Regions from separate parts of the Homo sapiens genome. Here region 2 is linked to region 1. A link is a loop called in an ENCODE intact Hi-C map of the cell type or tissue named here. Cell type or tissue: CD4-positive, alpha-beta T cell. All regions are shown on one strand. Each heading gives the region's core, and the rest is flanking DNA. Links, peaks and the distances in the headings are about the cores only. Region 1 has its middle 44 kb from the start of CRNN. Region 2 has its middle 15 kb from the start of CRNN.

Evidence for each region. A loop is a pair of places that touch in the nucleus more often than their neighbours do. Peaks named below come from ENCODE experiments on the same cell type or tissue, not always from the same donor. Only the 100,000 strongest peaks of a DNase experiment are listed, where the experiment ranks them.
Region 2: it touches region 1 in a loop (3-fold over the local background); 20 of 110 quality-filtered maps call a loop at or near these places.

Annotation. Positions count from the first base shown.
Region 1 is chr1:152,456,838-152,459,756 of GRCh38, reverse strand. No RefSeq gene overlaps it. Among named protein-coding and RNA genes, the nearest start is that of CRNN, 44 kb to the right of the region's middle. RefSeq lists an enhancer at 1,170-1,239. In CD4-positive, alpha-beta T cell, for the core only: a CTCF peak has its summit at 1,197 (motif pointing right); a DNase peak (open chromatin) is centred at 1,186.
Region 2 is chr1:152,397,451-152,400,369 of GRCh38, reverse strand. It overlaps the pseudogene HMGN3P1. Among named protein-coding and RNA genes, the nearest start is that of CRNN, 15 kb to the left of the region's middle. In CD4-positive, alpha-beta T cell, for the core only: no CTCF peak of the experiment used is centred there; a DNase peak (open chromatin) is centred at 1,109.

The DNA of each region.
Region 1 (2,919 bases), core at 198-2,697:
TCAGTAGAGGTAGCTCAACCCCATTACTCTCCTCTCTCACTCCCTTCCAGCCACACTGGCCTCTTTGCTGTATCTTGTGTAGATCAGGAATGATTTCACCTTAGGACATTTGCATTGGCTTTTCCCTCTACCTGGAATCTTCTTACCCAAGATATCTGCTTGGCTCCCTCCCTATATTTCTTTCAAAAGTAAGCTTCTTAATAAAGCAGAGCTGACCAGTCCATTTAAATTACAACTTACCCTTTATCCTTGCCACTTGCACTCTCATTCCTTATTCAGCTCTATTTCTATAGTGGTTACCGCCTTCTAACATGTTGTATAATTTACATATTTATTAGGGTTATTGTTTACTGCCTACTACTCCCACCCACATATCCCAGCTTTTATCTATTCTGTTTACTGCTGTATCTCTAGAGTCAATAACACTGACTGGACATCGTAGACACTCAACAAATACTTATCAGTTTTATGAATGAATGGATGCATGGATAGATGCTCTTCCATCTTCAAAAATCAAATATCATCTGTCAAACAGAGAGAGCAGGTGTTAAGGTCAAAGGCGATCCCTTATGTGAAAGGGCAGGTGGAGGAGGAAGCACTGCACCATGGAAAACTGTGTTCCAGGTGGTTGCCAAGAATACTCAGAAGTTAGAGATGAAGGGCTGCCCCAGACACAGCCTTGGGGCCCAAGATTCATACTGCTGTTAGAGGGGCACAAACTTGCTGGGTTTTGACTCTGGGAGGAAAACCACGTGTGGGGTCTTAAGCGGGGCCCTGTGTCTTTGGGGATTCACATTTGTTGCACCCAACTATACTCTGGAGCTTCAGAAATCAATGGAAGTTGCTCTGGATTCAAAAATCAATAGAAGTTGCTCCCTTCCCTGGAGATGCCCACGGTCAACCTTTGTCTTTTGGAGTCAGGCTAACCTGAAGTTGAATCCCAGCTCTACCACCATTGAGTTATGACCTTGGACAAATCACGTAAATTATCTGAGTTTACACTTCTATACATGGCAATATTAGTGGCCACTTTTCAGCAGACTGCCTACACACAGTGTGAATTTGAGAAATACTAGTTCCCTTACCGTTCCGTCTTCCATCTCTGAAACTTCGCTGGAGCTCCATCTTCTTGAGACATGGCGATGCATTTCAGGAGTTTCCCTGAAGAGGGAGCCAGAGCACCACGGAAATCCTAATTGTTGGCTGACAGCAGTCAGCGCAGGGAAGCTTATGGGCACAGCCAGTCAGCAAGTCTTTTGGGTCCAGACCTCGGCTTCCTCTCTCTCAATGCCTTCTATCAAAACCCCCCCACCTTGTGCCAAGTGCTGCTCACAGTCTGCCAAGCAGCTCCCCTATCTCAGGCTCTACCTAGTCAAAATGATCTTTCAATCAAAATTCCAATTTTCTTTTCAGTCACTTTATATAGCTGTTGTCATAGTAAGTGACAACTTGGTTTAATAAAGCCAGTTGTGCCAGGATGTTGCTAGGTAATATTTGCTACTTCTAGGTAACGTGTATATTTTAACAGGTGCCTTCTGATGATACATATGGGGACAGGTAGGCATTCCAAATGCTGAGATCCAGTGCCACTCACCTTTAGACCACCCTGCATTCCATGGGCTATACTTAATATTTGGTGCTTACCCACAGTAAGCTTACATTAGGTTGAACACATAAAATTGTTCATAATCCACCATTTTACCTACAAAACAACAATTTCATATGGTCCAAAATAATATTTCACTTCTTCACCCCCACTCAATTTCAGTGTAGACTCCAGGTCTTTTTTTTTACTTTCCCCATCACATTTTTGCCCTCAAGCACTGTTTTCACTCTTGTTATATTCCCCCCCTCCAGCCCTACCTCAGTTTCCAGTTCCTACACCTTGCCTAGGCCACACCTCACCCTTGCAGGGCATCTCCCTGCTGAGGCAGCTGCTGTGATGGGATTGGTCCCACCTGCCATCTCCAAAATGAGCACAACAGGGCTTTGTCCAGCCAAGAACATAGGGCTCCAGCTCCTCCCATACCACAATATCCCATGAGCACTCTCTCAGTCTCCCAGCAAACTTCTCTGCCCTCGCAGACTCTGGAGTGCCAGTCCCATCGAGTAACTATCTGAAACCCTTTGAGTCTAATTGTCTTCAGATGTGAAATGTAAAAGGACAATGCACACCACATAAGGTTGACATAAGGAATGACTGGCGTAATGGTTGTAAAAAGCCTAGCACTGTGCCTGGCAGATGGCAGTCATTCTGCAAGGTACAGTTGCCCTCTCAGAACCTAGGCATGGTGTACAAGACCAAAGCCCCCAAAGCAACTCATTGTCCTGTCCACCTCTTCCTAAAATGCCATGTTATTGTTGCACCCCCATAGGCACCATTTTGTCAAGTGTGGTCTGGTCCTATTCTCCAAGCACTCTGTATCACACACTCCTGTGATTGCCACAGCATGGGGCAGGGCTGGCCTGGTAACTCCCTAAGGGACTAAGTCCTGCCTCACCAACAGTCTTCTATTCTGTCCTGGGCCCCTGAGATTCTGCCCTTCCACACAACAAGAGTAGTGACTGTGATACCAGAACCACATGACATGTTAAATAAAGAGGCTCTGTAAAGAGGAGCAGAGAGATGTGTGCCCCGGAGGGGAGGGAGGTGGTCAGGCTGGGGGTGAAGAGTGGTGGGACTTGGCCCTAGGAACTCCTGCCCTTTTGTCCTCCTTCCTGCCATACCCTCTCCTGTGTGTTCTTAGCATCTCACCCCCACTCCTCATCTCTCCAGTTCTAAAACAGTCTGTCAAGGCTTCTGGAAGTGGAGAGAGACCCAGGCTGGTTATGGAGGGATTATAAGGAACTGCTAAACACAAAAGACAATGGTCAGCCTCACCCAGACAAAGGCAAATGCCTGTCTTAGTGGGGAGATTG
Region 2 (2,919 bases), core at 119-2,618, 59 kb after region 1:
TGTTGTGGGGTGGGGGGAGTGGGGAGGGATAGCTTTAGGAGATATACCTAATGCTAAATGACGAGTTAATGGGTGCAGCACACCAGCATGGCACATGTATACATATGTAACTAACCTGCACATTGTGCACATGTACCCTAAAACTTAAAGTATAATAATAATAAAATAAAAGAAAAAGAAAAACTGCATGAAAAACTCAAATATGCACAGTAAAAACACCACAGTATACACAGGACTAAATTTTAAAGCAAGTGCATGGAATGCTGAATCAATCTTACACACAGTTTCCAATATTAAACTGATATTTATTTTACTTGAGGATGATGGAAATGTCCAAAAAGCATGATTATGAGAGGGTAAAATGTCCATCCTTACATATTTTTGTATGCCAACTAGTAGAGTCCTAAAAAATTAGCATTTAGAAAATACTTAGTAAAAACAGCTTTTAAAAGTTCACCTAAGAGATACATAAAATTAACCTGTTTTTCATGACAATTTATTCTCCCTGGTTATCTCCAGATTCAGTTTTCTGTGCCTCTTCAGCTTTAGTTTCATCATTTTCAGCTGGTGCAGTACCTTCCTTTCCAGCTTCCTACTTTTCCTTTCTTCTCTTTAGCACCTCTGCTAACCTTTGCTCCAGGTTCTTTCTTAGCAGATGTTTTTCTTGGTTTGGGTCCAGGTTTTGGTGGAGGAGGTTTTGCTGACAATCTGGGAGACCATCTTGTGGGCTCCTGTTTAGTTACTTTGGAGCCATCTTTGCCCTCTGTATTCTCTGGAGACTTTCTCTTCTGCATAGTGGCTATGTCGGTGTAGCAAAAAGTAAAGCAACGGGCTGGAACTGCTGGCGCCACCTCTGGATGCTGCCTCTGCCGCTGCAGCTGCTCACGCACAGGGCATGGCATAGCCCCTATCTATTTATTTTTGATTCAAATATTTTTGTTGGCTCTTGCAGAGCTCATAAGTCCCAGTCACATTGGATTGGTCATAGTGTGTAAAATGGCCCTGTCCTCAGGGACACTCAGGGCTGAAGACTCACTACAAAGGCCCAGAAAACCTCTTTCACCAGGTAGCTTCCCAGTCTGCATAGACAGCAAGTATACTGTGCTGCTGTCCCCTGGTGGCAGTTACGACTAATACCTGTAAAGGAGCTCTGGTAGTAAATGTGATTTTGCTGGAATAGGAAGGAAGGTGGCATCAGACGTGGGAATGGGCTCAGTGGTGTGGTCTTGGGCACAGCAGCACCCAGAGTAAGTGGCCCTGAACCCTCACTAGTGAAGCTACCAGTAGTGAGAGCAGCCCCAGGCTGCTCTGAGCCTTGGGGCTGAGTGTGTGTGTGTGTGCATGCGTGTGTGTGTGTGTGTTTAAGGAGTGCCCTTCATGGAGCCACTCCTACTGGCAACTGTCTTCCAGCAACTATACATCTACATCATTTCCAGGGCCTTGGCACACTGTGTGAGGATGTCCTGATTATCCCACCTGGGAAAGCACATTTCTGGAGCAGTCCCTACAGAGAGGCAGGGAGGTCAACATCCTGTGGCTCTCCCTCCTCAAGGCAGAAAGTGATGGTCTGTGCACTTCTCCTAGGAGCCCTGAGACCAAGGCTATAGCCTGCTGTTGTCCTGGTCACTCACAGAAGGCTGTGGATTCAACTCCCAGGACTGATGTAGGCCACCACTCAGCTCTGTGTGACACGTCCTCAGTGTTCCCCATTTATCCACGAGCTACAAATAATTAATAAATGATGATTCCCTTGGCCACATCTTTAGAAAGTAAGCAGAGTTCGGGCTGGAATGAGCACATCCTATTCTTACCTACTTCCATTCAATGGAGGGAAAAAAAGCTAAGAAACTAAAGCAGCCGAATGGCTTTGCCCCTAGGGTCTGCATGAGTGGTGAGAGGCTTACAGATCCACAAGGCCCAGTTCTTTTAGAGGGGATGAGGGTGAGGGTGTGGGCCTGTTGGAACAGACAAGGCTAAACTTTCAAGGCAGCATCACCTCCTATCCATCATGGCTGAAAGGGGCCTCTGGACCTTCTTTTCACAGCACTAAACACCCTCCAGGGGAGAGGCTCCCCATTCCATGGTACTATCGGGTGGTTATGAGCCCATGGCTCTGGGTGAAATGCAGAGAAGACACTGGTTCTGGTTTATCTAGGGATTCTCTGGAAAAGAGCTGATACTAGAAAGTGACAAAAAGAGGAATACTTTTTGGAGAGGTGTCCTGGGTGGCAACATAGTAACATGTACTTTTGGAATTCTCTGGTGTTCTGTTTAGAAAAGAAAAGTAAATCAGTTAGGTAACCAGAGAGCCAGGTGGTGTACCAGACCCAGGATTTTTGTGTTTGTTTTGGATTTTTTTTCCTCTTATTTTTAGTTGATACATAATAATTGTACATATTTATGGGGTATAGAGTAATATTCTGATACATATACACAATGCATAATGATCAAATTAGGGTAATTAGCATATCCATCACCTCAAACAATTGTCACTTATTTGTGTTAGGAACATTCAGAATCCTCCCTTCTAGCTTTTAGAACATAGACAATAAATTATCGTTGACTATATTCACCATACAATGCTATAGAACAAGGGTACCCAAGTCCATGGTTTGTTAGGAAACAGGCCACACAGCAGGAGGTGAGCGGCAGCAGAGTGAGCATTACCGCCAGAGCTCTGCCTCCTGTCGAACACTATTGTGAACTGCACATGCAAGGGATCTAGTTTGCATGATCCTTATGAGAAGCTAAGACCTGATGATCTGAGGTGGAACAGTTTCATCCCTAAACCATCCCCTCAGCCCTTGGGGACCTTGGAAAAATTGTCTTCCACAAACCAGTCCCTGGTGCCAAAATGCCGGAGCCTGCTACTGTGGAACATTAGAATTCACTCCTCCTATCTAGCTGTAATTTTGTATC